Linked DNA regions of Mus musculus: all the other regions are linked to region 1. Evidence: chromatin loops called from intact Hi-C (ENCODE). Cell type or tissue: heart. All regions are shown on one strand. Region 1 overlaps Gata4 (GATA binding protein 4). Region 2 holds the start of Gm46458 (predicted gene, 46458). Region 3 holds the start of Gm36165 (a long non-coding RNA gene). Region 4 has its middle 22 kb from the start of Gm17232. Region 5 has its middle 27 kb from the start of Gata4. Region 6 overlaps Fam167a (family with sequence similarity 167, member A).

Evidence for each region. A loop is a pair of places that touch in the nucleus more often than their neighbours do. Peaks named below come from ENCODE experiments on the same cell type or tissue, not always from the same donor. Only the 100,000 strongest peaks of a DNase experiment are listed, where the experiment ranks them.
Region 2: a loop joins it to region 1, with 8 times the contacts of the local background. A loop is called at or near these places in 39 of 42 quality-filtered maps.
Region 3: a loop joins it to region 1, with 4 times the contacts of the local background. A loop is called at or near these places in 6 of 42 quality-filtered maps.
Region 4: it touches region 1 in a loop (2.0-fold over the local background); 16 of 42 quality-filtered maps call a loop at or near these places.
Region 5: a loop joins it to region 1, with 5 times the contacts of the local background. A loop is called at or near these places in 2 of 42 quality-filtered maps.
Region 6: it touches region 1 in a loop (2.1-fold over the local background); 15 of 42 quality-filtered maps call a loop at or near these places.

Annotation. Positions count from the first base shown.
Region 1 is chr14:63,204,793-63,209,792 of GRCm38, forward strand. The region is part of intron 2 of Gata4 (GATA binding protein 4); the gene reads right to left. Among named protein-coding and RNA genes, the nearest start is that of Neil2, 14 kb to the left of the region's middle. In heart, a CTCF peak has its summit at 2,503 (motif pointing right); DNase peaks (open chromatin) are centred at 349, 2,399 and 4,079; H3K4me3 peaks cover 307 bases; H3K27ac peaks cover 1,250 bases.
Region 2 is chr14:63,369,978-63,374,977 of GRCm38, forward strand. It overlaps Blk (B lymphoid kinase), which reads right to left. Exons shown (of 13, transcript NM_007549.2): 12 at 4,214-4,345; 13 at 2,860-3,620. The coding sequence ends at 3,415. Gm36165 (a long non-coding RNA gene) reads left to right here. Exons shown (of 4, transcript XR_874703.1): 2 at 640-1,099; 3 at 2,644-2,691; 4 at 3,155-3,219. It overlaps Gm46458 (predicted gene, 46458), which reads right to left and starts at 1,176. Exons shown (of 2, transcript NR_168493.1): 1 at 1,090-1,176. In heart, CTCF peaks have their summits at 1,933 (motif pointing left) and 2,733 (motif pointing left); DNase peaks (open chromatin) are centred at 2,714 and 4,974; H3K4me3 peaks cover 2,020 bases; H3K27ac peaks cover 2,764 bases.
Region 3 is chr14:63,355,839-63,360,838 of GRCm38, forward strand. Gm36165 (a long non-coding RNA gene) reads left to right here and starts at 2,834. Exons shown (of 4, transcript XR_874703.1): 1 at 2,834-3,007. Gm46458 (predicted gene, 46458) reads right to left here. Exons shown (of 2, transcript NR_168493.1): 2 at 4,165-5,000. It also overlaps Gm4151. In heart, a CTCF peak has its summit at 2,338 (motif pointing right); a DNase peak (open chromatin) is centred at 1,473; H3K27ac peaks cover 4,534 bases.
Region 4 is chr14:63,469,201-63,474,200 of GRCm38, forward strand. No RefSeq gene overlaps it. Among named protein-coding and RNA genes, the nearest start is that of Gm17232, 22 kb to the right of the region's middle. In heart, a CTCF peak has its summit at 2,092 (motif pointing left); no DNase peak of the experiment used is centred here; H3K27me3 peaks cover 491 bases.
Region 5 is chr14:63,269,503-63,274,502 of GRCm38, forward strand. It overlaps a transcript of Gata4 not described here. Among named protein-coding and RNA genes, the nearest start is that of Gata4, 27 kb to the left of the region's middle. In heart, no CTCF peak of the experiment used is centred here; DNase peaks (open chromatin) are centred at 319, 999, 1,529, 2,059 and 2 weaker places; H3K4me3 peaks cover 2,779 bases; H3K27ac peaks cover 4,216 bases.
Region 6 is chr14:63,462,832-63,467,831 of GRCm38, forward strand. It overlaps Fam167a (family with sequence similarity 167, member A), which reads left to right. Exons shown (of 4, transcript NM_177628.4): 4 at 1-2,671. Among named protein-coding and RNA genes, the nearest start is that of Gm17232, 28 kb to the right of the region's middle. In heart, no CTCF peak of the experiment used is centred here; no DNase peak of the experiment used is centred here; H3K27me3 peaks cover 413 bases.

The DNA of each region.
Region 1 (5,000 bases):
TTTGTTTTGCTCAGAGACCTTTCACCTAGAAAGCAGGGCAGGATGTCTCCCGGGAGACTGATTCTTCCTCACTTAGGCCCGAATGGCCAGTGGGTTCCACTCTCTGCCATCCAGGGCTGTTTAAGATAAGAGTCATCAGCTGCTCAGGTTCTAGGGGACCCTTTTGAGTTCATGTCTTGCCTCTAGACATCTTTATAGTATCCACCTAACCTACTCAGACTCTTTTCTTCATTTTCCTTTTCAAAAGTATGGCCATGTGATGATTTGATCATGAACTGTCCTCACAGCCTTCTGTTTTGGACACCTGGTCCCCAGCTGGTGGCTCTATTTTGGGAGGCTGTGGAACCCAGCTAGGAGGTGGAGCCCGGCTGGCAGAAGCTCAAGGTTACACTGGGACCCTTGCTCCTCATGTGCTCTCCCTGCTTTCTGGTCTGTGGTACTCTAAAACCTCCACAGTATACTGACAGCCCTACCCACTCCTCCATGATTCCTTTGCCACAGGGAACCAAATCCCTATGAAATCATAAGCTAGAATAACTCTGTTATCTGTTAAGCAATTTTTTTCCCTAGCTCTCGTGGTCCTAGTAATTGCAAAAGTAACTCATGCTGATTATTGTTCCTTTGGAGTGTGTGTGATGGAATGTAGAGGTATTTACACTGTAGGAGAATTAATACTGAAACATATAAAGAAAGTACAGGTCACTAGCAGAGTTGTGGGTGTGTCGTTTTATTCTGTCCTTTGTAAGACTTCCAGTGTTGACACATGTTTTTGCCTAGTTGAGGTCAAGCTGATATGGTCAAGCCTATCTTGCTTTGCTATGTTTGCTTACTGCCCTAATGTGTTACCACATTGGAAGTGTATTATAAACTCCTCCCATCACACTGTAATTGTCCATCATTGAAATGTTTCCTCACCTTTCGCTTCTGCTCTTCAATAGCTGCTTAATCCCTGCCTAGTTTCTGGCATTTGTTTTGTAAATATGGGTCTCTTTGTATGTAAATCTATGAGTTTCTGCTTATTACTCTGAATTCTATTCTAGAAGGAGATTGTCTAGGTCAGGGAGACTAGAGTTTTGTTTACATTCTTAAATGAGTCGTTCTTAGTTTTCCCACATGTGACAGTTAGCTTTAACTGTCAACTTGACACAGAACTATTGCGAACTGAATTACCTCAGAAGAGAGTCTCAATGAGAGTCTCAATGAGTCTACATGGGATTGGCTGTGAGCATGCATATGGAAGATTGTCTTAAGCTAATTGATGTGGAAAGACCCAGCCCAGTGTAGGCAGCACCATTCCCTATGCAAGGAGTCCTGAACTGTGCAAGAGTAGAGAAAAGGAATGCAAGCAAGCAAGCAAGCATGGATGCACACATTCTTTTCTCTCTGCTCTTGACGGTGGATGTGATGGGAACTGTTACCTCAAGCTCCTGCTCCTGGAACTCCCTACAGTGATGGGACTGTAACTTGGAATTGTAATGTAAAGTAAACCCCTTTCTCTCTTCTGTTTCTTTTTGTCAGGGTATTTTATCACAGCAACAGAAATGAAACTAGGATCCCATTGTAACCATATGCATGATCTGATATTATTGTTTGCCCTTTTCTTGGTATATGGAGCATATAATAAAGACACAGACCAAAATCCTTAGTGCCTTAGAGTCAATCAAATGTAAGTGTCAGCCCTCCACCAGAAGAAGGCTGTCACCCTCTGCCATCCTTCCATTCACTAAACCTTCCCCTTTATCTTCCATGTCTGCAGAATTCTACAACTGGCGGAGCCCACATGTCCCTTCTCATTGTCCAAGTGAGAGAGGTAGGGTTGGTTTTCTCATTCCCTTTGACCTATATTAAGCCTAGTTAAAAGCTTCCAGAATTCTCTCTGACTCATGCCATCTACTTTTTTTTTTTTTTTTTTGTCCCTAAGCATAGCCACCTTGGTCTCCATATTACCCCTTTCCTGATACCAAAGGCAATGCTGAGTTCTCCGGGAAAGCCAGTGGTACCCCTTAAAAGTGGACCCCTTAAAGGTCCTTCCCTCCTTTAGCCCCAGGTCTGGGGTTTGCCAGCTCTGCTGTTCAGTAATCCGTACTAAGAGAACGTTGGCTGGAAACGGATAGGGCACCCTCCTCATAACTCTGGGTACATAAACAGTCATTTACACCTGCAAACAGGTAGCAGTGTGTCTATGCCAAGCAAACAATATACAGGTGTGAGGGGCCGTTTGCTCAAGCCAGGGAGTTAAGTCAGCACAGAGGCTATTTTTACACCTGTGTCACACTGAAGGCCTTTCATCAAGGTCACCTGCCTCTAGAGGTGACTCTTGCCCATGGCCTGCTCTCTACTGGGCCACCACCAGCACCAGCACCAGCAGCTTGTCATCTGCAGCCTGTCAGCCTGGCTCTTTCCTCTCAAGCCCTCTCCTGAGAACAGTAGAAAGGTCAGGAGTTCCCAGAGCCAGAAGCCAGCAGGGCTGAGAGGGAGTTAGCAGTAGGCTTTTGTTCGCCATGAACACTAGATGGCACTACAGTCTCTAAATGTAACCAAGACCACAATGTTTCTCTAATAGGTTCAACTCCATACTCTCCCTTTAAAGATGCTCATGCCAGTTTCTTTCCCCCTCTGGTTCATTTCAACTCTAGGGTAAAAACCCCTTGTGATCCACTGCTGTTTGTGAGAAGGGAGATCCCGCTTTCCCGCGCTCCCTCACACTTTGCCCATTCCTGTACATGCATATCAAAGGAAATTAGCGGAGTCCATAGATGTGTCCTCTCTGGTGCCTACTCATCCATCCCTGCTCTGAGAACTCAACACAAAGGCTGACTTGAGGAACCCCCTGCGAGTGCACCTCAAAGACCAGGCAGTGCCTTCTAACAGTGGTTTTCCTACCCAGGTGAAGTCATTGGACATTGATGAATATGCATTCATCACCCAGACACATTTAGCAAACATCTGTGATTTAAACAAGCTGACAGATGCCACAGGAGCTAAGAGGGTGCCTAGGTCTCAGAATGCTAGTGGTCGGGGTTAACAGACTGGCCCTGAGAATCAATAGTGAGCGACAAGATGACTCATTCCATTTTCAGAACTGTCAACTGGCTGTGGACTTCGTGGCAGATACCGTTGGCCTAGGATAGGAATTGTGGAAGTCCCACCCAGATAGACCTGTTAGTGCCACTCAGCAGCCAAAGGAGGGGGCAGGGCAGGAAGCAAAGACCATGTTTCCTCAAGACGTCTAGCCAGGCATGCCTGTGTATGGAGTCCACCACAAAATCTTACTACCCAACCACTTCGGTGAAATGTTACATGGGTATTTTATTTTTTAAAAAAGACTTGTTTTGTGTGTATAAGCACTTTGCCTACATGAATGTATATGTACCATGTGTGTGCCTAGTACCTGCAAAGATGAAAAGGCATCAAACCCCCTGGAACTAGAGTTACTGATGGTTGGGAGCTACCGTGTGGATTCTGGGAACCGAACCCTGTTACTCTGCAAGAGCAACAAAGTGCTCTTACTCACTGTGATGTCTCTCCAGCCCCTATAGGGAAACCTCAAGTGATTAATACAAAGGCGATGTAATGGAGGTGCAAGATGCTGACTCTGACTTGCAAAATGAGAAACAGAACATGCAAGGTGCCCTGCAGCATGGTGGCAACAGAGGCGGCCAGAAAGCAGCTTTGCTGGGACTAATTGTGGGGGCTTCTCTTTTCAGGAAAGCGCTGCTCTATGACATCATAACTTCTTTTTAAAATTCTCATTTTGAAAGAGAAGAAATATGATTCCCAAGCAAGCACCACCTGGGTTGGGGGAGCTTTTTATGCTCTTATGTAGGACACAGAAATAAATCCCCCTTCCCTCTGAGCTGAGGAACTGGAAGAATGCAGCCCATCTCTGCTACTTAGTACTTACTCTGGGGGAGAATGGGTGCCCCAGCTACGATCCACAAGTCAGTACTTCTTACTCTTTACCCCATAAAGTGCAGGGTGTACCTTCCCAGAGGGCAAGTTGAGGGCTCAGCCGTGGCTCCAGCCTGTGACAGCCTGCCTAACACTCCCACCCCTCCCCAGTACAGGTTTGGTCCTCCCACTGGGGGGCGGGGCAGTGGGAATTGACCCTAGAGAGTGGGTCAGCATCTCCCTCTGAGATGAGATAGACTCTGAGAGGATAGTCTTGTAATAATAGCTGCAAAGCATTTTGCAAACAAGAGAGAAAATGTCCAACAATGGCTGTGGAGTGCTCTGTAAACACCCAGTGGGATACCGATGATGGATTATCCTGAGGTTGGGGCAGAGGGGCAGGGGGCAGGGAAGGCAAGGGACAGAGGAACTAGGGAGAAGTTGAGGACACACACGAAAGAGAAGACTTAGAAATCTGATGCTTTCTCTAGGCATAGATGAGGCCAGACTTAGAGTCATAGATATCCTAACTCCTTTGAAGCTGCAGGCTATGAACATTGGAAGCAAAAGTTAACAGTATATATGTAGGAATTCTCAAAGTTGCTGTTTGTAGGAAATGGGAAATTCTTTCCTAATCTCAGAGACAGGCACCTAACTCCTCCTTAACACCCTATGCCCTACTTTAAACATGTTTCTTTCAAATGGGAATACATTGCCACAGGATGGATATTCCTAGAAACTATGGCAAGTTACAGCCACCCACATGCCTGGAAGGAAAATGGGGCCCTGACTTCTTGAAGCTAATACAATTAAAGGTAGGGACTCAACCTACCCCTACCTGTCTATTCATCCTGTGGAACTCACCCATAAGGCTCGGCAAATCACAGGAAGCAAATGTGGACCGGAAGAAGGACAGGAGGAGGAGAAAAGGAGAGAGGAAGAGAAGAAAACCAGGTCATGCCAGCAGCACCCTTCTGGGCACCGTGAAGAGTAGGGTTTGTCTCTTGACCTTTGAGAAACAATCCCAAGTAGCTGATGCCGCATTGCCAATTTGCACTTTGAGGGTCACACAGGCCCTAACCTGCTGTGGGTGAGTCCTTCCATCTTTC
Region 2 (5,000 bases), 170 kb after region 1:
GAATGAAGAGAGATGGTCCCCTTGTGAGAGGCCCTGTCTTATTCCTGGATGTTTCTTCTCAGGGTTAAGTGTGACCTCAGGAGGTAATAAAGTCTCTGCTGTCCATGACAGCTATATGGCTTACGCACCCTCAAGTTTAACTGGGCAGAGTGTCCTGGATACTCTCAAGGGATATCAGGCAGAGATGTGACTCTATGAATCACGGGATAGTGACTTCTTCAAGACAGGGACAGCTGGGACCCCATCCAGCAGCAGGGCCTGCCTCTCCCTTTCTTGGTTCCTTCCTGTCATTTTTTTATGATCCCTCAGTCCACTTGCTGGCCTGTGGTTTGCTTGATGCCCCTGTTGCCCATTTCTCATATGAATGTTGTCCTCTGCCCCCCAGGGCTTCTTTCTACAGTGCTGGGCACCCGGCTGGTGTTGGGGGTAAAGGTCCCCATCCCGTTTCCTAGGGGTACAGTAGTGAACTACTATAGTCTGGGTGTCTCTTCCTGTCTGCTGTCTAGATAAGTAAAGACATCCAAGGCCAGACTCAGCACGGGAAGGCCCTACAAACTGGGTAGTGCCGTGCTGTCAAATGCAGCTCTTTTTGTAGGCGTGGCTGCTTTAAAGACACCATCCTGTGCTCTTGCTCCTCAGAGAAGCACCTAGTGGCTGCCTAGGGACCAGGACTTCTCAGTGAGCAGCCGGTCTGAATGGAGAGTTCATTCATGTCTATCTCATCACATTCCGGCTTTCTGAAGACCCCAGAGCATGCCACCATCTGTCATCAAGAAGCTGAGGCCAAGGAGTGTCCCCCACGCCACCCACCCCAGGTCCCCAGGAAAACACCTCCTTTGACCTCCGTTTCCCACTTGGGAGAGGTCCAAGCTCATGCTGGAATAGACAAGAGGTTTCCAGAAAGCATTTTGGAGCGGGACTGTGATTCCTCCCGATATCCTTTACAAGGCAGCCGTGGAAGACCGACAAATCAGCAAGGACTGTGTGAGACCAGAGGAGGCCTACCTCCTCCTCTCCCACCCCAGCACACGGTGAGCTTCCCAACCCTGACATCATCAGAGTCTTTCTCCAAAGATGGATGCCTCTTACCAGCTGCATGGTAAGTTCACTTCGCCTTTCTGGGCCTCAGAGTCTTCATCTGTAGCATGAGTGCTTCCCATGGTTGCATAAACTGGCACTCCATACTCAACAATGACTGTTTATAAAGGTCCCATTTGCATAGTTTGAATATTCTAAACAGTGTGTGTGGGGGGGGGGAGTGTCAACCTTTCTTTAATGATGTTCAACTCTGACTCAAGTTGGTTGTGGGTTATGCCAATGACCAGGTGGGAGGTCTGTGTGTCTCTCCTGTTTCCTGGGCTGCCTCCTGCACTGTCTCTCTGTCTCTTTATCACTTTGAGATGAAGGCTCAGAACAAGACACACCTGCTGTGGGCCCATTTCCCAAATGGGGAAACTGAGGCCCAGAGGTGTGAATTGTTGTACCACATAGCCTGTGGGAGGAAGTGCTTTGTCCTGAACTCAGGGTTTACCTGATCCCAGAAACCCACTCTCACCCATTTTGTAGGTGATGTACCCAGGTTCTAGGAAAACAAATGCCTGTCTCAGGTAAGAATGGTCCTAGGGTCCCCAGGCTCAGTCTGTATCCTTCACAAGCTCTGGGCAAGGGGCAATCATCATATAATCAGATGTTTCATACGTAGTCCCCTTGCCAGTGGCTCACACGGCCACCACTGTGTTGGGAGAACACGGACACTCCACAGCCACTTCCCCTATCATTCCTATTTTCTCTGCTTCCCTCTTTTTCTTTACATATCCCTCACCCACTCTCCTACGTGACCTTCGGATTGGGATATGGAAGGATCTTTGTCCTGAATAAATTTGTGAACATAGGGAACTTCCTTCAGTCAGTGCGGGCAAATTGCGACCCCTTGTGGGTTCCAGCATCACCTGGAAGGAGAAAGGCCCTCCTCCCTGAGAGGAGTAAGTCAGCCTTTGATGTCACCTCTACAGCAGACCTGGGGAGAGCCATGGGGAAGTCACACAGAGCCAGTTTTCCTGAGAAATAATATCCCTCAGTAGCTCACTCAGCTCAGCTGCCAAAATCCGGATCCTTGGGCAGTCATCAGTGCCAGCTGGGAACATTGAAATACAAAGCCACGGGTTGTGGATAGGGCTTAGGGGGAATGCTTGCCCGGCGCACATGAGGACTTGTATCTGAATCCTCAGTGCTCATGTAAAATGCCATCATGAGCGTGGGTGCCTGTAACCTTGGCATGAGGGGAGACACTGGGGGATTCTGAGGCCAGGAGGACTATTCTGTATAATTTGGGCTTGATGGATCCATCATCTTGTGCTTTGGTGGAACACGGAGTATAGGTAGGGTGTGAACCCAAGTGTGAAGTGTGTTGATCCCAGCCCCTCTGGAGGAGCAAGTGGGCTCACTATTGCAAGGTGCTGACATCTAAAAGGGTTGAGGGTTTATGGAGACTGGACCCTTTCTACTTATTTTTCTATAAACTTATCCCCCCACCCCACCTATATAAACAAAACAGGATGAATGGGAGACAGAAAAACAGGCGAGAGAGCCTCCACACTTGGGGAGATCACCGCCCCATCTCATGGCTTTCTGTCCATGTTCTAGGGAAACTTGGAACTCAAGGTGCTTGCGTCCATGGAGTCCCAGATACAGGTTTGTGGGGTGAGATCGCCACCTGCTGGCCAGGAAAGACAGTGTCAGTCACACCCAGTGTCCTTTGCTGAGGAATGGGGTAGGGTTGGGGCAAGGTGCTCCCCACCTCCTACACACATCTCGTGTGCCACATCTGTTCATGTCACTGGTAAAGACCAGGGGAAAGGTACAATTCTCATGACTTTATTATAGAAAAGTCCCAAAGTGTGCATGCAGGGATGGGTAGGGGGCACACAGCCAGGGGACCTGGAGGATTGACCCATAGTTCTGAAGCAGCAGACAGGGAGGCACTTGCTGATGAGACTGAAAAGGTGAGAGAAATGGGAGCTCTGATTGCACTCTGGGTTATGACAGCCTGACATCCTGTCCATCGCTAACTGGTCAGACTGATTTCGGGACTATCGGGGTCTGAACACAACTGGAGGTAAGTTCTAACACAATCCTTGCTCATTTTACATTCAAGGAAGAGACGACACAGAGCAGCAAAGTAACTTGGCCAAAGGCACACAGCCAGTGAAAGGTGGACCGAGGTTGTGCCTTGAGAGCTCATGCCTCACCATGAAGCCATCTTTGTCTCCTGGCTCCCTCACTTGAGAAGCAGGCACACCATTCTTCCCTGATTCTGCAACCTACCTGGAAGAAGAGCTAAGTGTGAACATATTAACCCAAAGTCAGAGTCCAGAAGGAGGCTCAGGCTGGGAGCCCTGAAGAGACCATTGGTTGCTAGGGCTGCAGCTCATATTGGCCCTCCGTGGCTGTGTAGAAGTCCTCCAACACCGACTGCAGGAACTCAAAGGTAGGCCGCTCCTCTGGCCGGCCCCGCCAGCACTCAGTGATGATATCATTGTACAACTCCGGTGGACATGTCTCCGGGCATGGCATTCGGTAGCCGTGCTCCAGGCTACGGATGACCTCAGGGTTGCTCATTCCTACAGGAGGGCAGACAGGGAGCTTCAGGGCTGGTGGTGCTCCAGGAGTGCAGTCACTGGCCCTGAGGGCACTAGACTAGGCCCTGACCGGCACTAGAAGGGAAAGAGTGGGCTCTGATACACTATGGCTAGTGTAACCCTGGAAGGTCACATAGGTGCCAGGATCGTAGTACTACTTTGGCTTTTCACACAGGTCTTCTTGTATAGGCCAGACTGGCCTTGAACTTGAGATCTGTCTGTCTCAGCCTCCCAAGGGCTGGAATCACAAGCTTGAGCCATTACACCTGTCTCTTACGCCATCTAATTCCACCNTAATCTCCATCTCCCTCTCCCTCTCCCTCTCCCTCTCCCTCTCCCTATCCATNTACNTCCCCCTCTCCCTCCCCTCCCCCTCCTCCTCCTCCCCCTCTCCCTCTTCCTGTGGCCCTGAGCAGTGTGCAGAAGGAGAGGAAGCCCACAATGCAGGGCTGGGCTTCAGTCCCTGTGACAGGACCCTGCTCTCACCAGTGTGACATACCCACAGTCAGTGAGCCTGGCGAGTCACCATCAGGATGTCCCAGGAGGATGGTAGGAAGGACAGGGACAATGCCTACCTGGGTAGGGAACGCGCCCATAGGTGACAATCTCCATCAGCAAGACTCCGAAGGACCACACATCAGCCTTGATGGTAAACACCCCGAAGTGGATGGCCTCCGGGGCGGTCCACTTGATGGGGAACTTGGCCCCTGCCAGGAAAGTGCAGTAGCTCCAGGGACAGCCAACCATCTACCCCCAACCCACAGAGTCCTGCCCCTATCTGCCCGTTCCCACTGGAGGGCCTGCAGGATGTGTACACTGGATACATGAGGATATAGGAAGACACAGTCACTTGCTACTATCCTAGGAGTTCTTAAAAACAGTGTTGATGTCCCTGGGTGGTGTGGTGCACACCTTTGATCCCAGCATTTAGGAGGCAGAGGCATTTGGATCTCTGAGTTCAAGGCCAACCTGGTCCACAGAGTAAGTTCAAGGACAGCAAGGGCTACATAGAGGAGCCTGTCTTTGAAAACCAAAAACCAAACCAAATCAAACCAAAAAAGCAAAAACAAAACCAACAACAAAACCAGTACCACCCATATATGCTTCCATCTGACTTACTGTTTTGTTTGATTTTGATTTTTTGGAGACAGAGTCTTGTGTATATCCCAGACTGGCCTCCAACTAGAGCGTACGTAGCCAGGGGTAACCTTGAACTCCTAATCCTCCTGCCATCACCTTCCACTGTGCTGGGATCACAGCCATGCACCAGCATGCCCCATTTATACTCCACTGAATATGAAACCACGGGCTTCATGCCAGAGAGGCAGTCTGCTGACTGAGCTATGTCCCCAGCCCTGTGCA
Region 3 (5,000 bases), 150 kb after region 1:
ACTGTTGAGGACCCACCTGGCTTAGTTTTAAGGAAATTTCTGTTTGCTTCTTTCAACTTAAGCACATGCCTAGAAGAGGGAAGAATTTCCTTCCTCCTAGTTATTCAGCCATTCACGGGGCCAACGGTGTGCCTGGCATGTAGCAGACAGTTATGAAAATACCAATGAACTCAATGAAGTAATTATAGCCTCACAGAGGGCAGGGCACATAAACGGGGGAGTAATCGGACTGGGTTTTGAAGGATCGGCAGGAGTCCATTGGGGGCATGATAAAAGCAAAGGGCTGTGTTTAGACTTCCATTTAGATCTTAAATGAACGTCTTGTTGATGATAGTGGAGACCTTTAAATCGGCTAAATGCAGAGGTGGAAGTTCTGCTTCCTAGGGAAGTTAGGACAGATGCCTTGAGGTGGGGGTACCAGGCACGAGATTGACGAACACGAGTCACAGACCATCCACATCTCTTATTTCTACCTGCTGGCCTCCGCTCTAGACAGTCCTCCCCTGAGATGGGCCTCTTCCTGCAGAAGGGTCTCCCTGATGGACGAATTCCCACTGGAGATGGCCTACCTGAGAGATGGGCTTGCATGTGACTGTCTCCTGCCTCTTTCCTGGGCAGGCATGGGGGATGGTCATCCTTGCTGTGATTATACCACCTTTTGTTAGAACTCTAAAGCCCAAGGCCAGAGCTTAAAATAAGCTCCAAGGATTTCTACCGTAAAAACAAAACAAAACAAAACAAACAAACAAAAAAACCCAGTTTTTTTGGGCTATGGAGATGGCTTAGGCTGTAAAGTGCTCATCATGCAGGTATGAAGACCTGAGTTTGAATCCACAACCTATTTTTTTTAAAGCCAGGTGCAATGAGGCAGACAGGCATATCCCTGGTCCACTCTACCAAATCAGTGATCCGGTAAGCTGTGGATTTAGCGACATATCCTGTTTCAAAAAGTAAGATGGAAGATGACTGAGGAAGACATCAACCTCTGACCCCAAACTAATGGTCTCTCTCTCTCTCTCTCTCTCTCTCTCTCTCTCTCTCTCTCTCACACACACACACACACACACACACACACACACATACACACACACACACACAGTCTAAAAGATTTTGAGCCAGTGGTCTTATTTTTCTCCCCATCTCCTCTGCCTCTTCCTTGTTCTCCATTGTAGAGCAAGGCTCCCAGAACACTAGTGGTCTGGTGGGGAGGTAGAGGAACAGCCATGCGTCACGTCATCACCAACTTTGGAAGGTTCGCAGGCCTGGAGGAGGGAAGGTGTTCCCAGCCCATTTCCCTGGAAGGGAAGGTCTAAATGCAGAGTGGAGGGGGAGAAGGCAGAGGAGGCAAGATAAGCTTCAGTCATTTGTCATTTTAATTGGCTCAAATGCTCTGAGGAGAGCTGGGCCCTATCCTGGCTCTGTTCTGGATAGAGTCCAGGCTCAGACTGTCTCGGGCTGTGATGCCCACGAAGGGCACTGAGGAGGATAGGGTCAGGGCTAGGATGGGAGGCACATGAGTGGTCAGAGGCAGGCTGGCTGCCCCGGCATCTCAGTAATTTAAGGCAGCAATGTAGCAACTGAAATAGACATGTTGTAAAGAATTCCTGGCATCTGAAGGGCCTTCCTAGTTCTCCTAACTCTTTCTGCAGCTAAGGAAGACCCTGCCAACCAGCCAGGCTGAGCAAACTCTGGGTACAGCAGGGATAGATGGTGGCTAAAACTTAGATCCCTCTTCTAGACAATGATCAGGGACAGAAAGTGACTCCAGACAGGGACAGTTCTTACATTTACCCATTGTGTGTATGTGACCTTGTGTCCCTGGGAATAAAGACAGGACAGGCTCTCCTTCCCAAACTACAGGTGAGAGTATCACAGCCCCAGGAAGGATGTTTAATGCTGTCAAGGACCATGACCTGGCAGCTGACACATGCCAATCTGCGCTCTATGGTAGTAGCTGGCCCCACAGAACTGGTAGCCACAAAGAGGACTTCCAGATTAGGTAGGGGCTGTGATAACCAATGTTGACTCTGTATGTGACTTCTAGGGACAATGGGGTCTATGCAAGTCCCCACTCAGAAGCTGTTGAATGAAAGAAAGGATATTACAAACATAACGGTATAGGATGGGGCCCCTTAGCAGGTTTGATCCAGAGAGTGAGCTATGAGGACAGGGGAGGGTGATCCCAGTGGGGACTGAAGTGTTTTAGACAGCGAAAAAGTAGGAAAAGCTAGGCTTCAGTAGGCACTTGTGACAAGGTTCCTTAATGGGCCTCTTGACACTTAAAGCAAAGCAAGGCATTTGGGCACTGGCCTTCACAGGATCATTACAGCATATGTCCACCAGGTGGCAGTAGTGTGGGAAGTGCATCTTTCTAATCCATAGGAAAGCTCTCTGAGAGTTAGTGTTGGCCTGGGTAAAGTGAGTGGAATAGAAAAAAAAAAATCCTCTCACCATTTGACAGGAATAGAGCAAGACCTTTCATGGACCACATAAGAACCATGGACACGAGTTGTGCTTGTTCTGCTTAGCCAAGGGCCAGGAGGAAAGCCCAGCATCCTATCAGTATTTTGGGCAAACAGGTATGAGCCCAACACAGAAAGAACTCAAAGCAGCCAACAAGTCAAAGATGGAAGTGAGACACCCATTAGCAGACACATTCAGGAGGGGACAGGTAAGGATATCCTAGTGATACTGAAAGTATGGAAATGTAAGGGGGGACGGAGGAGGAAGGTAGGAAGGGGAGGGAGAGGTAGGAGGGGGAGGGAGAGGGAGAGGAGGAGGGCGAGGGGGAGGGGGAGAGGGATGGGGAGGGGGAGGGGGAGAGAATGGCTTTGCAGGACCACTTCCAGTTTCATAGAAAGCTGTTGTACGAAAGAGAAATCCTGCTGGAAGCTGAGCTCATGGAGGAAGAAAGCAGACCATTGGGATGTGTCCTGTCACCACACACCTGTCCCAGTGACACACATGGTGTGAGCCTGTCAGCCAATGGAGGGAGCTGAACAGACAGGTCAGTGCTGCGAGATCAGAACCGCTGCTTTGCTTGCTCTCCCGACCAATCATGGGACCTTTGTCTGCCGCACTGATGCCATTTGATCATTTGAGTGTCCACTCAAAGTATCCCTATCCACAAACACTCACTCCTGCCAATCTCATGTTTGGACTTCAGTGAGGACAGTAATCCTGTTTTTCTTTTTTGGTCCTTCAAAAGATGCAGTAAGATGGAAGAGACCAGACAGGTTTGCAATAGTATGGAAAACTTTCCTAAGCCAGCTATGACTCCACAGGCCCTAGAAATACCTGCCCCCGACAAGCCCCCAACTCCAAAACCCCTGACAGTAACCATACGTGACCCCATGTTGGGCAGGGAGACCTTGGCAAGTGTCAACCACAGTTGAGTGTAATCTTTGAGGAGGGAAGGCGGTACCAGAGGGACGAGCCTCTTCATCTACATCCCACAGATATAAACACCAACAAGGAGTAATGACAGGGAGATCCCTTGAAGCCAGCCTCCTGACTAACTTTTCCATGAAGAGTCCCCTGGAGCTCTGGCCCTAATGGCCTGGGATGGCAGCTCATTACTCTTATCTTCTGCAGGCCAAAGCACCTCTGCAAAGACATTCCTGGTGCCTCATCCTGAATGCCTCAGTAGTCCTCTCATTTATGTGTGTAGACAAGAAGATCAAAGCCCCTGGGGATGCATGAAGGATGTCAGGGTTGGGCTCTCCATCCATTAGAGTTGACAAATGCCTTGTTCAGCTGATGGGTCGCAGATAGCCACCCTGCCAGAGGAGAAAGCTGTGAGGAGGGAGGTGGAGGTGGTGGCCAGGAGGCTACAGAGACAGGAGAGGGATTGGAGTGGCAGGGTGGAGAAAGGACAAGAGTTAGAGCCCCCCCACACACACATAGCCACTGGTCCATCCTCACACCTCCACCCATCCAGCACACTTCTCTCAGATGTCAAGCTCAGAAGAGATGACTTAGACTGAACCTACAGTCTCAGGGGTGGCGTCACCTGGAACAGCAGCCTTCTTCCCTGTGAACAGTGTGGTGTCTCCAAACCCCATAACTGTAGTCTCAAGGTCATGTGCTCACAGTGAATGCTATATTATCATATAGCATTATGACATTATACACATTATGCCATTATACATACACACTTATGACTGAAATAGAGCAAAATATTTAATAAAAGATTTCCCTTCCCCAGTTGCTTGTTTCTTGAGGAGAAATAGTTTTACTCAAGAAAGAGTAGAAAAAAGTCATAAAGACCTCCATTTATGATAAATGGTCCCTGATACCTACAAAGACGGTCCTATAGAAACTAGTGACATTTATTTTTTTTAAAGTATACTGGCCTTGACACTATTCATAGTGGTGCTGGCATGATGAGGCCCACTGCCAGGTGAATGGATAAAGGAGTGGAACTCAAATACACAGGAAGGCTCTGCAGTCATAGAAACATGGAAGCCTGACATTAGCTGCAACACGATGAGAAATCGAGGGCTTTATGTTTAGTGAAATTAGCCAGGCAGAGAAACAGAATCCACATCCTGTCACTCACTCTCACGTGGAATCTAAAATCCGTTCATCTTATAGTAGTCAGAGTAGAGCAGAGGTCATAGAAGGCTGTGCCCAGATCAGGGCCTGAACTTGCCTCTGGCTAGGCAAGGGCTCTACCCCTGAGCTACCTCCCCAGTTTTCTTGCTGTTCTTGTTTCATTGACCAAGTTGTCCAGTTGGCTTTGAACAATCTGAATAAAACAAGAAAGCCTTGAGCTGTCAGTTCTTCTGCCCCAGGCTTCTGAGTAGCTGGGACTGGAGATCTACACCAAGCCTGGTTTGTTTGTCTGTGAAAATCAGGGTTTCTCTGCGTAGCTCTGGCTGTCCTGAAACTTGCTCTGTAGTCCAGGCTGGCCTCAAACTCAGAGATCTGCCTGCCTCTGCCTCCTGCGTGCCGGGATTAAAGGGATGCGCCACCACTGTCCAGCTAGAGGGACCAGT
Region 4 (5,000 bases), 260 kb after region 1:
AAAAGGAGCTTCAGTTGAGGAAATGCCTCCAGGAGATCCAGCTGTAAGGCATTTTCTCAATTAGTGATCAAGGGGGAAAGGCCCCTTGTGGGTAGGACCATCTCGGGGCTGGCAGTCTTGGTTCTATAAGAGAGCAGGCTGAGCAAGCCAGGGGAGGCAAGCCAGTAAAGAACATCCCTCCATGGCCTCTGCATCAGCTCCTGCTTCCTGACCTGCTTGAGTTCCAGCCCTGACTTCCTTGGTGATGAACAGCAGCATGGAAGTGTAAGCTGAATAAACCCTTTCCTCCCCAACTTGTTTCTTGGTCATGATGTTTGTACAGGAATAGAAACCCTGACTAAGACAAAGTCCTAAGTAAGGACCAGCATGACCTCTGAGGGAAGTACATAGGTAACCAAGCCCATGACCATTAGCAACCAAGTTGTTAAGGAGGGACCCTCAGCCCGGGAGCAGACCCAGAGTCTTCCATCACCCACAGGGACTCTTTTTTTGCCATGAGGACTCTTTAGTCAAAGGACGTGTGCCAAACGGCAGGCAGCAGGACAATGTGGTTGGTGTGAGAAGAAAAGATCACAACTTCTGCCGGTGTCATTAACTTCTTCCATGAAATTTAAATGTGCGTGACATTGGGTACAGCAATTCATTATATGATACATACTTCGGGAGGACCACAAACCTTTTGGCTGAAACCCACAAAATCAAGCAAGTAGGCGGCCAGCTTTTGTCTGTAGCCCTGGTAGTGGATTGTGCCTGCTGTGCTCCTTGGTGGTGCTAGATGGGACAGGAGCCAAGGCGGCCTTTCTTCTGGGAGATGGCCCAACCACATTCTATTTGACCACAGCAGGAGGCGTCTGCATGTCAGTCACCCTCCCAGTAAAAGCTGAGTCCCTGCTCTTCTGCTCAGAGCTAAGCTCAACAGAGCGGCCCCTGCAAGAAACCCCAGAAAACACAAGATAGGAAAAAAAGAGAGAGAGAGAAAGGAAAAGATTGGAAGGGACAGAGAATATGGAAGAGTGAGGTGGTGGAAGAGTAGGAACAAGAAAATCCAAGGGATCGAGGGAGCTTCCCTGCCCCTCCCCCATGACAGGATTTCTCTGTGTAATCCTGGAACTCTCTCATTCCTTCTGAAAGCTTCGATTTAAGGTGTGCACCTTCTTACAGTGTTGGCTCTGAATCTCAGACCATGGACTAGGCTTTCCTGCCTGCTCTCCCATCTCCCCTCCCTCCTGTAAATAATTGTTTTGGCCAATTCTAAGAACAGGGCCTAAGATAGTAGCTTCTGAGCTGGAGGCTCAAACAGTAGTGCATCGTAGAGCCAGCTGCCTAGCAGAACACCCCCAGGTCTATGGGCTCCACCAGTTAGAGAGGCTTGTCCATCACCTGTTGTCCCTGTGAAGCCACACCTCAGCTTCTGCCAGAGACACCCTCGGCCCCTGCTCATCCTTCTAACCTAGCCCCCAGAAGGTCATCTCCCCAGCCCTAATCTTCAGGGGGCCCAATGGGACTCACAGTATCACCTTTAATACTCCTCCCCTGATCACAACCACCCTGACCTCCACAGCTGCCCATCTCAGGAACAAGAAGCTAAAGCTATCACCATAGCAGTGTGCCAGGGCATCCAGGAGGCACACGTTGATTTATTTTTTTAAGCAAAAGAAGCTTCTGTTTAAAAGATGACAGTCACTGGTATTTCTAGAAGGCAGTGAATTTCCCTGGGGCTTGGAGGTACAGCATGTAAAGCCATGGCTCTATACTGATTCCGCGGAATTGCTGGGACGTAGCTATTGTAGCAATGTGTGCTGTCAGCACCAGTGGGCTATAAAGCGGTGGCTGGAGCGTAACTCTCTCCTCTGAATTGAAACCCAACACTATTGGCTCATTAACAGTCAGCCAGTGGCAGAGCTAGTGATGAGCTGGAGTCTCCTGGCTTCTTTCCTAAGCTCTACCCTCTGGCTTCCCACCTCCATATGTTCCTTACTCAAACCACAGCAGAGAAGGTCTAAGAAAACAAGTCTGCCAACAAATGGCTTTCAGACTGCTGGCCTGCCACCCACCGCAGTTAGTAGAGCCTAAGGTGCCCTCTGCTGGAAAACTATAGAATACATTTGTGTGTGCACTTAACTGAGTTTCCTTGGCATCTTTGATTGTCAGAATTTGCTATTTGTTAGAATAATGCACATTTTGATGTTCTTCTCCATGGACCAAGCATGAAATCTCTAATCTGTCAGAATTAAAACTCTATAAATTCATATTCTCTCTCTCCTTCCTCTCTCTCTCTCTCTGAAACCTTTTGGTCTAGCCGAAAGGTTCTTACTCTACAAGTCTCTTTGAGGTCCTGAGCCAGGTACCTAACACCAAACAGATACACAGTGTCCATCCTTTTTATTTCTGCTTTTCCATAAGCAGTGTGGAATTTCTGAGAAAGATTCATATGGAAACAGAGCATTAATTAAAGGACACTGTGACAGAAGTTACACACGCTTGGAGTTCCATCTGCCCAGTTCCCACACTTCCCTAGGTAAACTGTAGCCTTAGTCTTTTATGCACCTTTCCAAAACTTCAAAAACACCTATCTGGGCTGGACAGATGGCTCAGAGGGTAAATGCACCGTTGGCAGAGCCTAATGACCTAAGTCCAATCCCCAGGACCCACATGTCGGGAGGAGAGAACCCCGCCCCCATAAGTTATCCTCTAACCTCCATACATGTGCCATGGTATGCTCCCAGTAAGACATGAAATACTTTTAAAAGTAAAGTAAAAATGCATGCATGCACACATACACATATATATTGTACTGGCTAGTTTTGTGTCAACTTGACACCGCTGGAGTTATCACAGAGAAAGGAGCTTCAGTTGAGGAAATGCCTCCATGAGATCCAACTGTAAGGCATTTTCTCAATTAGTGATCAAGGGGGAAAGGCCCCTTGTGGGTGGGACCATCTCTGGGCTGGTAGTCTTGGGTTTTATAAGAGAGCAGGCTGAGCAAGCCAGGTGAAGCAAGCCAGTAAAGAACATCCCTCCATGGCCTCTGCATCAGCTCCTGCTTTCTGACCTGCTTGAGTTCCAGTCCTGCATCCTTTGGTGATCAACAGCAGTATGGAAATGTAAGCCGAATAAACCCTTTCCTCCCCAACTTGCTTCTTGGTCATGATGTTTGTGCAGGAATAGAAACCCTGACTAAGACAAATTGGTACCAGCAGAGTGGGGTATTTCTGTGACAACCTGACCATGTTTTGGGGAGGTCTGTGGAAGGACTTTGGAACTTTGGGCTTGAAGATCCATTCGTTGTTAAGAGCTCTGTCAGATGTTTTGTAGGAGCTTGGAAGATAATGTTGAGGACAGTGCAGAAGATGGAGGCCTGGGTTGTGAAATTTCAGAGGGAAAATTAAAGACTCTTTTGAGGGCCATTGTTGTTTTGATTGTGAAGATTCTGTAGTTCTGGTTAGCTGGGGCTGAAGAATCAGCTGTGATTAACAAGATACCAGAACTACTAAAGCAAAAACTTTGCATTACTGGGACTATTGATGCTGGTTAGCCGGAGCTAAGAAATTAGCGGTGATTAAGAAGAGACCAGCATCATTGAGGTGACATCTTCTGGGAAGTGTTTTCTGAGAGCACAGTGGCTGTGTTCCAGATATAGCCAACGTTGTACATTGTGCTGTGGCTAGACTTGGTAATGTGTAAGGGTCACCCAGGTGGTACTGGTTGGTTTTGAAGGCATGAAGGAGTTGAGCAGAGCAGCTGAGGCTTGGCACTGTGAGAGGCCATGGAAGGCCATTGGTGAAAGTGCAGCCTCAGTTGCAATTGATGGCCCAGGACTGAAGGGGTCATGCAGTGTTTTGGAGATGCCAGTACCATGAGATGACCACCAAGAGCAGCAGCAGCAGTGGGGTACAGGCATCTGGAGCCTAGAGGATGACGCGTGTGCTACAAAGGGCATGGCTGGAGAAGTGACCCAAGCCCTTAGAGGAGCCCAGAAGATCGTGAGTTGGATCCCAGACATTGGACGGTTGGAGATTGACTTTTGCTTTTGATTGTGACTGTGCCCTTATATTTTCCCTCTTGAAAGAAGAAACTGTTTTAGTGGAGCCCACAGTTAAGAGACTTTTAATTGTAAAAAGACTTTGGATTTTTAAAAAGATGGATATTTTAAAGAGATTGAAATTTTAAGAATATGTAAAGGCTGTGGGACTTTTAAAGTTGTTTAGATCTTGGGGATGAATAAGAATGTAAGGGTTGAGGCTTACTAGTGATGTTTTTGTGTGTCAAGGGGTCAATTGTACTGGCTAGTTTTGTGTCAACTTGACACCGCTGGAGTTATCACAGAGAAAGGAGCTTCAGTTGAGGAAATGCCTCCATGAGATCCAACTGTAAGGCATTTTCTCAATTAGTGATCAAGGGGGAAAGGCCCCTTGTGGGTGGGACCATCTCTGGGCTGGTAGTCTTGGGTTTTATAAGAGAGCAGGCTGAGCAAGCCAGGTGAAGCAAGCCAGTAAAGAACATCCCTCCATGGCCTCTGCATCAGCTCCTGCTTTCTGACCTGCTTGAGTTCCAGTCCTGCATCCTTTGGTGATCAACAGCAGTATGGAAATGTAAGCCGAATAAACCCTTTCCTCCCCAACTTGCTTCTTGGTCATGATGTTTGTGCAGGAATAGAAACCCTGACTAAGACATATATATAGGAAACACACACACATCTCATTACCCCTTCTATCCCTACCAGTCCATTTCTCAGATTCATGACTTTTGGATTGGCTTTTAGTTTATTCAAGGTCACTTAGTGCATATTTGATTAGAACTACTTATTGGGCTTAGCGAGGTCACCAGTAAGTACACAACCGAAGGCAATTATTCTGTCCTTGAATCTATCCATACAGTGGCAGTATCGTTCAATTACATCATGAGTTTTGACCACTCTTATTTCCCATTTCTCTCTCTTGCTCTCCTCCTCTGCTTCCTTCTCCTTCCATTCCTATTCTCAAATAGCCTCCCTTCTCTTT
Region 5 (5,000 bases), 65 kb after region 1:
AGAAATCTCCCTTAATTTCCTTTGCAGAACCGACAGAAAAGCCGTTCAAATTCCCAAGACCGCTGAGAACCACCAGGGCCTAAAAAGCCCCGGATTTGTCACCACACCGCACTTTCGATCCGGATAATGCAGGTGAAAGTGCCCCTCCCCCATTATTCGGATAATTGCCTCGAGTCTCCACTTAGCGTTATGTTTAAACAACTGGAGATTGATGGCTGTAGCCCCGAACCCCTTCCTCTGGGCAGTTCCCAGCTCTGAACCTCCCCAGACTTCACGGGTGCAAACCGTGACTTCCCTTCCTGTGCAAACAGAACCAGGCATTAGAAAGCCGTTGGAAATGGGTATTTGATTGGCCCCGAGAGACACAACGGGACCAGCTCTTGAGGATTTCTTTCGTGCCAATCACAGAACACTGTTTTTAAGATCCCACTAAATGCGATACAAAACTACAAAAAACATGTTCAGAACATGTTCCTAGAAGAGCGAAACCCGTGGCAATGAGCCCGTAAAACACAAGCTCACAAAGGGGAGCTTTCAAATACCATCTGCCCTAGACTGATTTATCAAAATAAAGATAGCAGAAACTAACCATTTGCAACTACTAAACAGCAATACCAACAATGTGGACAATGGACACAAGTGACCATAAGTTATACAAGCCTTACAGTAAGGTTTTCCTTTAATCGGTATATGTATTTTTTTATGCCTTTTTCGCTTTATTTTTTTTTAATTAAAAAAAATTTTTTTGAGAGTACTGGGGAATGAGAATAGGAGGAAATAAGTGGTGTGCTGACAGTACAGGGTAGAGGGGAAGGGTAAATTTCCAGGTAGCTTTTGAGTTTACTGCTGGAAGTCCATGCTAGCTTCCGGGGTAGAGGGACTGACTGCAGGGGAATATAATCTCTACTTTGCAGAGGCAATGTGTCCTGCACCGGTACAAGGGAATCTAGACACTTGGACACCAAAGCCTACCCAGTGCCAGAAGATGTACCAGTATCAAAAATGCCCAGATGTCTGTTGTCAGCCTTTGAGCAAGTAGAGGAGGTCTGGACAGCAACGCTGCCAGCCTGGAAGGACCTGAGTTGTTTGCAGTTCTTCCAAGGCCTCCGGCTTCCTTATTCCAAGTCCTGTTCTCAAAGAGACCACTGCTGTCTTGACTCCCCTTATTCAGCTCTTTCCTAGGATAATAGGATTCAAAGTTTGGCACCCACCACCTCTGTCTTGAGAAGGAAAGAGAGGTAGGTTTGACTCAGCTGCAAAAGTCCACACAGCCCCAGGCTTCTCCTCACATAGAGTGAACGGAAAGCATGCTTTATGCTTGCTTCCATACACCTACAGGACCCATCTCTACCCAGCTAGACACGACCCTGGAATCAATGAAAATCAAACCCACACAGCAGCTGGCTGACCCTTGCCCTGCTTGAGCAAAGAAAGGAGGCGCAAATCCCGAAAGAACCATTCACAACTAACCAATACAGCCCGGTGGGGATCGGCTGCACACTTCCTGGCCCAACGCTTCCAGAGTGAACTGTGGCCTGGCTGGAAAGGACTTGCCTGAGTCCTCCAGAGGACACGGGTGACCATAGGGGACCCCAGCGAACCGATCTGGGTTTGCTGGAGGGAGCAAAGGCCCAGTGGCACCTGCTTCAATCTGCTTGGCTTCTGTGGTCAGCCTGCATCCACTCCCCTGGTTTTTTTGGGTGGGGTGGCGACCAACCATTGCCATTAGTTTCCAACTACAGGAATCAGGCAATGAACCAGGAAATAGAGAAACTAAAATGCCAGCCAACTGTAAGAAAGAATAACAGAAGAGGTGGAAGAAGAGAGAGAGAGAGAGAGAGAGAGAGAGAGAGAGAGAGAACCTCAGCAGGTTGTCCTAGAAATAATCTGTTCTCTTTCCTCTAGGCAGAGGCTGAAGAGCCCCCAGCACCTATCCCACAAAGCCTGGGTGGGCGCCCTGGAAGCCTTTCTGTTCCCTCTTTCCCAGGTTCCTCTCCACCATGCACAGTGCTCCTGTGGCTTCCATCCCCTGGCTGTTTCTCCTGGCCTCCTGACAGGAGGGCCATTTGGAGGTGACTCACCCTAGGTGGAAGCTCTTCCAAGCTTGTTGGAGGCCAGCTTTCAGGGACAGATCAGCCTCTAGGCCCAGAGATTCCAGCCTGTTTGAGCCGGGTGGGAGGGAGACGTTGTGAGCTACGTCTCCCAACTCCCTCTGCTCCCGGCTTCCCTCTCAGAATTAGATAACAGCAAAAAATAGATAAGAAAAGTGATTCATTAATTCAGCGAGTCCCGTGGCTGGTGGCTGGCTTTTTCTCCTTGGTACGTGTGGAAGTGGAAGAAAGCCCTGTCGGGGCATAAGCACTGGCTGGTCTCTCTCTCTCTCTCTCTCTCTCTCTCTCTCTCTCTCTCTCTCTCTCTCTCTTTAAAGCAAATCCACATCCAGGAGGTTCTGCCGAGTCTGCCCAAGGTCACTCAGAAGGACTGCACACAGGCGGAACACTCCTAGGGCATCATCATTTACTGGGAGAATGCTCCTCCCCCAACCTGCTGCTGTACCCAAGGCTTGCCCTTAGAAAAGTGGTCCTACAGGCCAGAGGGGAGGAGGGTCTCCTCCTATGGCCTAGCCTATGGCACAGTGAAAAGCAGTGGATGTTTTAGAGCATTGTTGGTTAGCACCAGGGGCAGCAGATCCTCCAGCGTGTAGGTTAAGACCTTGAGTGAGGTACCCCAAACTCAGAGAGGTGGCCAAGTCATGGAGCAAGGGAACTATGGAATCCACTTTGGTTTCCCCATCAGTTGAGTCCTAAACATGTGATAACCAGTGGCCTCTTAGCATAGGAAGAGAATTGGAATTATTCCTTCCCTGAGCAGGAATCTTCTTCCAGGTGACTGTCAGCTCTGTTGAATACTCCTAGGGATGTGGATCTCCACTGCCCCCCAAGTGCCCCAGGAACGCAGGGTTAGGCACAGAGAAAGGTTCACAGAGTGAGCCGTGGGAACCAGGCAAACAGATCCCTCTGGTTTTACTCAGGGTAGATGGCCCCTGTGGAGTTGGTGACTCCCAGAGGAACCTCTTAATAATAACAAGAAGAATAAACATATTGCCGGCATACTTTAATGCATTTCCCAGTTCTTAGTTTCCCGGGGTCCTTGAAACAGTCCCTGAATAGTGGAGAGAATCCAGACAAGTTATTACTGATCTCCAAATGCAGAACAAGAACCTAGAATTGAAAAGCCAGGGGTGTCTACCAGGAGAAAATAGGCGCCGGAAGAGAGAGATGAAGGAAGGCCTGGAGGAAAAGGGGGAGATGTGAAAGAGACAGGACCGCATCTCCCTCCCTTCCAAGAAGTTTGTTGAGTATTTGCAGAGTGATGAATAAGGTGCCCACCATGGCCCTCCGTCTCTATGTGTTGCCCTTACCATATGACTTGCAGAAACTACTCAATAGGAAGATGTCCATGTAAAACTCCCTGAAGCGTCAGGTCATTAAAATTCCTGAAGAGTGAGCTGAACATGATGAGGCACAGGCCTTCTCTGTCCAGCCGGCTAACTGTCACCAGCCCAGTGCTTTGGTCACGTGAGTTCTACTGTGGTTATTATAAAATAAACACAATACAAATGTTACTACTTCAGTTGCTTTAATCCGCAGGGGTCAGTGGCATTAAGGACATTTCTATACAACCATATCCCCCTCCAGACACATTCTCTCTCCCTCCCTCCTTCCTTCCCTTCCTCCCTCTCTGTCTGTGTGTCTCTTTTCCTTCCTTCCTCTGTCTCTTTGTCTCTGCCTGCTATCTCTGTCTCACTGTTTCTCTCTGTGTCTCTGTCTCTGTCTCTTTCATTACTGGAGTTGAACCCAAGCCAGGAACATACCAAGCAAGCAAGAGCCCTACTCTTAAACTCCACCCCCGCCCCCATTTTACCGTTTTAAAAATAGATTTATTTTTGGCTTTTGTTATGTGTCCGTGTATGTATCTTTGTTTGAGGCTGGAGTTACAGGTGGTTGTGAACCACCAACATGGGTGCTCTGTTCCTCCGAGAGAGCATCAAATGTTCTCAACGGCTGAGCCATCTCTCTAGTCCCCCAGTTTTAATTTGAGACAGGATTTTACTACGGAGCTCAGGCTGGATTTGAACATCCAATCCTCCTGCCTCTCATTTCAAGTGCTAGAATTACAGGCATGCACCTTTTTGGCCCTGCTCCTTCCTCCCTCCCTCCTTTCTTTTTTTTTTGTCCTGAGACCAGGTCTCTTTTAGCCCAGGCTGGCTTTAACATGAGCTGGAACTCTTTTTTTTTTTTTTTTTTTTTGGTCTTTTTTTCTGGTTTTTCGAGACAGGGTTTCTCTGTGTAGCCCTGGCTGTCCTGGAACTCACTCTGTAGATCAGGCTGGCCTCGAACTCAGAAATCCGCCTGCCTCTGCCTCCCGAGTGCTGGGATTAAAGGCATGCGCCACCACGCCCGGCTGAGCTGGAACTCTTGATTCAGCCACCAGCTGTGATTATAGGCACATGTCACCATATCAAACTGACAGCCCTGGGGATCAAACTCAGCCTCATACAAGAAACACAGAGCTTTTTTTTTGTTTTGAGGGGATCTAAACCCCACCATTCTGTAGTCCAGCCTGTGGTTCTATGGTAAGCACTCGCACAACACATCCCCAGCCCCTCTGCCTTCTTCTTGTATGAGTTTGATAACCACAGACACCTGTAACTGACTCATCCCACTTAGCACTGCATCCTCATACTTCATCCACATTGCAGCGCACACTAGCATTTCCATCCTCTTGAAGGCCAAATGGTGCTAGCCCATGTGTGCAGACCACATTTTATGTCTCTATCCATCTGTTGACATATGTTTGAGCTGTCGCCAACTTTAAAAAATGGTTTCCTTTACTTTTTGAGATTATAATATAATTACATCATTTCCTCCTTCCCTTTCCTCCTTCAAAATCCTCCCATATTCCCCTCCTTGCTCTCTTTCACAGTCATAACCCTTTTT
Region 6 (5,000 bases), 260 kb after region 1:
GACATTATGTAAGGCAGGGCTCTCAGCAGGATCCCTGTGGCCTTCCCCTCTATGGCCCACTTTCCTGTGACCTAGAATCACTGGTGCTATGATGTTGAATCCCAAAGGGGACACCCCTCCCATACCCCTGCCAAAGCTTGTTCTTATAGAAAGCTCTACTCTAGGGAAGCTGAGAAGATTAGATTGTGCCAAGTATACCCATCTCTCACGTATTGTTACCACCCTCTTAGTGCTAGCTCTAATTGCCCCTATGTAGGAGGCTCAGCAACCTGTGCAGGGATGTGGTAGGACAGGAAAACTTAAAGGAATAACAAGATGACAAGTGGGAATGCAGGCTCCTCTTCAATGGCTACCAGCATCCCAGAGAAGGAGCTCTGCCCAGGTACTTTGAACTTCAGCCTTGATGCCACAAGGCCATGCTGTTTCTAGCTTGATCCATGGCATATGATATATGACATATGTACCTTGTATAGCTTTGGTAGAGCAACCCAGGTATCCTGCTGTCTCCCATTACAACCACTTCAGTTACCTCTCTGCCACCCGCAACCCCAGGAGAACACCTAGCAGGCTACTGGTCACTGATGGCTAAACTAGGCAAGATAGGAGATAGATTTCCCACAAGTGAATTCTATAATAGGGAGCATGACAGAGGTCCCCTGGTGGAACCTGATATTGTCACCTTATCCTCCGTACCAAAGACCCCAGGGATCCCAAAATTCCATCCTGAGCCTCTCCCAAGACTGTGCCTGATCTAAGCAATGGATTTCAATTGACCATGACTGTTAACTAATGCGTTGCTAACTTGTTAATACCTGTCTGAATCCTGTCCAAATGGAAAACCAGTTGAGTAGGCCACACAGAGTTTGGGCTTTAGTTTTGAGAGTTTTTCCCTAGCAGCAAGCTTGAGCTCAGTAAAATGTTAAGCTCTTCAGTTCAGGGAAGACCTGGTACGGCACACCTGGCCACAATCCTCTTAACACAAGTTCCTCATACTCTGGGTGTGTCTAGTGAGGTCTGCTCGACTCTGGGTGTGTCTAGTGAGGTCTGCTCATGAGCACAGAAGGGCAGAGTGAAGCCTGGAAAGACAATGACTTCCCTCCAGTTACCTGGCTGCTCCACAGCTATAGAATATTAAGGTGTGAAATTACTGTGAATCCAGCCTAGATCTTCTGCCAATGAACTTGAACTCCAAAAGATGGTACTGATGCTCTGCCAAACCCACAAGTTGCCAGCTTCTCCCTCCCTCCCTCCCTCTCGGTCCCTATTCATTCTTCTCTGGCAATGACTAGTACTGGGGTTGGGGAGAGGGGAGCATAACTCCCAGATGGCGGACCCTTAGCACTTACCACTTGTCAGGGCTCTGCGGTCTATACTGACTGTTCTCTGTATATAACATTTCTTCCTACCGATAATCCCCATGAGCTGTGTCCACACACGACACAACACACGCAGACTGGAATGGAAAGATAATACTGAATGGCCTCTTCCTTGTGATTTCAAAGAGCCAAACTGTTTTTGTTTCTTTTTTTAAAGATAGAACAAGGTAGCCAAGATTTTTTTAAGAGCCCTGAAGTCCAGAGGCCTTGACCCCAGTCCCTTCCTTCAAGACTACACAAAACACTGCCAAGTCCCAAGAGGCCTTTATTTCCCATCACCTCCTGCCTCTGGTCACCCCCGACCCTTGGGTGACACTCGCCACATCACAGAGAGCACATGAAAGAAGGACCATCCTGTATTCTAAAAACAATGCCAAACTGAGCGTAAGAAATTAAATCATTATCCAGGCATGGTAGTGCACGTCTTTAATCCCAGCACTCAGGAGGTGGAGGGAGGAAGATCAGGAGTTCAAGACTAGCCTATGATACCTAGTAAGTTCTCCAAGTCAGCCTGGGCTTTATGAGACCACACCTCATAAACATAACAGTCACCAGTTATTACAGTAACTGACGCTCTTAGCTTAAAGCAAAGCAGAGTGATCGACTTGGATATGGTCAGCAACTAACTATGTGACTGAGCAGTCTGTGCTCAGATAGGAAAGCACCCAGCATCTTCCTCCTGCTTTTGTTCTCTGGGAAAACTTTGTCCTAGGCAGGGTTTGAATAGATTAGATGTTTCAACTTAAGTTGTTCATCCCAAGAGAATTGTATTCTGGGATAAGGATGGGGGGCTGGGGAGTAGACTGAAAAGGTGGAAGGGAAAGTCATTCTGTCATCTTACCTGTAGTCTAGTGTCTGTTAGCTCTCTGCCTTCCGTGGTGAGCTCAAACCATTAACTGTTCACTCTGGTGGTAGAATCCCCGCAGAGATGTCTGTAGGTCTGTGGCAACATTAGCTGCCTTCCTCAGCCAGCGTCCTGCCTTACTGTATGTTCACTGTCCTGTTTGGTGTTCCCTCCTTAACCATCTCTATCCCCCCCCCCAGGTGAGACATGAACTATCCACTGTGCTGCCACAAGGTCATGTCCAATGCCTCCATGGCCTCAGTAGCAATCACAGAGGCTTAGAGGGCCTGGACAGGCCTGGCCATAACCTGGCCTCATCTAAGACCTACCCCTGTAGCAATACCAAGTGCTATTACATAATCAATTGACAATTTACAGTTTTATTTTTATGATTATTTGTTTCTATATTACTGTTAGAAAAAGTGAAATAAAAATATTTCAAAAGGAGATATCCAAATAGAGACATTTACTGCCTTGTTACCTATGGTTACAGCATACACAAGATCAGGACCATAATTAGATGGATGGATACATGGATGGATGCATGGATGCATGGATGCATAGATGGATATATGTATGTATAGATGTATGGATGGATGCATGGATAGATATATGAATGGATGCGTGCATGGGTGGATGAATATATGAATGGATGCATGCATGGGTGGACAGATGTATGAATGGATGGATGTATACATGGGTGCATGGATTGGTGGATGGATGATTTGAACAATTAGATGAAGATACGGAAGAAAGGAAAATATTCTCCAGCACTTTTTTCCAAGAAGGGTCACTTGGAGGTGGTTACAATGGAGTCCCATTCCATAGGCCATGTGAGCACACCTCATATACCCATCATGCCTGCATTTGACTAAATCCAAAGCAGAGGTGACCCGTTCCAACATATAATGGCTTTTCCATGGTGACTCTAATAAGTGGTACTATCTCTGTGTCTTGGAGAGACATATGCTTCAGAATGTTTCAGCCACTCACTCTTAGATGTGAAATCAGTACAGGAGAGCTGTGGAGATGTCCTGGAGACATGGATTCTGGCTGTGCACTTCCAGAGCAGCTCTTGGGATCTTCTCTTCTACAGAGGACCAAGGGTACCATAAGAGGCAGGGTCTTGAAAGAGTTGTGTCTTCATAACCCTAGGAAGGCCATGTGAGAGTTCAAGGTGGGTCACAAATTCCATTGTGTGGAACACCTGTCAGCAGCTCCACTGAGATTAAGCAGGTGTGACGAGGCTTTCTCAAAAAGCACATAGCATGCAACCTGTGGCCACAAGGTGAGGGAGCACAGGCATCACTTAGACGTCCACCACCTAGGTTGGGCACGTTGTCCCACACTTTAATCCCAGAACCCAGGAGGCAGAGGCAGAGAGGCAGAGAGAGAGGCAGAGAGGCAGAGAGGCAGAGAGGCAGAGAGGCAGAGGCAGGTGGATCTTAGTGAGTTTGAGACAGTCAGGTCTATTTAGTGAGTTTCAGAGAAGCCAGTGCACTAGTGCTATATAGATCCTCCCTTTAAAAAAAAAGGGAGAAGAAGGAGGAGAGGGAAGAGGAGGGAAGAGGGAAGAGGAAGAGAAAGAAGAAGAAGAGGAGGAGGTGGAAGAAAAGAAGGAGGAAGGGGAGGAGGAGGAAAAAGAAGAGGAAGAGGAAGGAGGAGGAGGAAGAGGAGGAAGAGGAGGAAGAAGAGAGAGAGAGAGGATAAAAGAAAAATTACTACCACATAGAGGTCACAGACTTTTTTATACCAAAGCCAAGACGCATGTCCACTTCTTCAAGCCAGCTGAACATGGTAACCATTTGGCTGTTATACTAGAGTTCTCTAGAAAGCACCAATAGAATGCATATCTATTGTACAAGGGCACTCGTTACACCAGCTTACACGATAGACCCAGGTAGTCCAGGGATAGTAATCTGCATGTTTAACTCCAGTAGCTGCTCAGTCTGAGAAGCTGGAAGCCTCAGCAGTCCCAGCAGATGCTGAAGGCCTGGAAACTCCATGGAGAGCCTCTGGTATTGAATCTGCATTCCGAGGCCAAAGGAGTCCATGCCAGTGGAGGATGACTACAGGCCGGTCAGGACAAAAGGGAGCACAGGTAGGCAGTGTTTCCTCTGCCCGTTTATTGGAAAGTGTTGCTCACTTTTAGGGTGGGGTTTAACACCTCCCCCAGGCCCCCTCTCTAGAATTGTCCACACAGGGAAGTAGAGGAACAGAGATGCTCCAAGGTGCTGACCAAACTGAGGAATGTGGATGTGACCTCTCAGAAGTGACACAGCCCTTTGTTCAGAGGGCCAGCTGTGGCTTCATTAGGTTGGGCCAACTGCCCCAGTGTGCTCTGGGAGCTTTGTCACCAGCCCAACCTACAGCTTCCACATTCCAGACCCTGAATGTCACAGCCCATCTGGATGCCGGGAGAATGGGAATTGATTCCCCTGCCTTTCCTGCTTCTTAGTGAATACAGAGGATTCCCCTCCTGTTCACTGTCCACATCAGAACCCTGCTGCCTGTGATTGGACTGGCTTGGGGGAAGGCTGAGCTGCTGCTACTCTGAGGGAAATGATATGCAGCTGAGCCACTTGGGCAGTACAGGCAGGCCCCAGGCCCCAGGCCCCAGGCCCTATCTGGTGTGAGCTGATCCAATAGAAGGCTACATTATTAAATACCCTGTTCCTAGGCACAAAGCAAATGACTACATAGCCCAGCCTACAGGGAGATCCTGGAGGAAGGGAAACCTCAGAAGAGCATAAAAGCCCTGGAAGTGGCCACCTCACTTG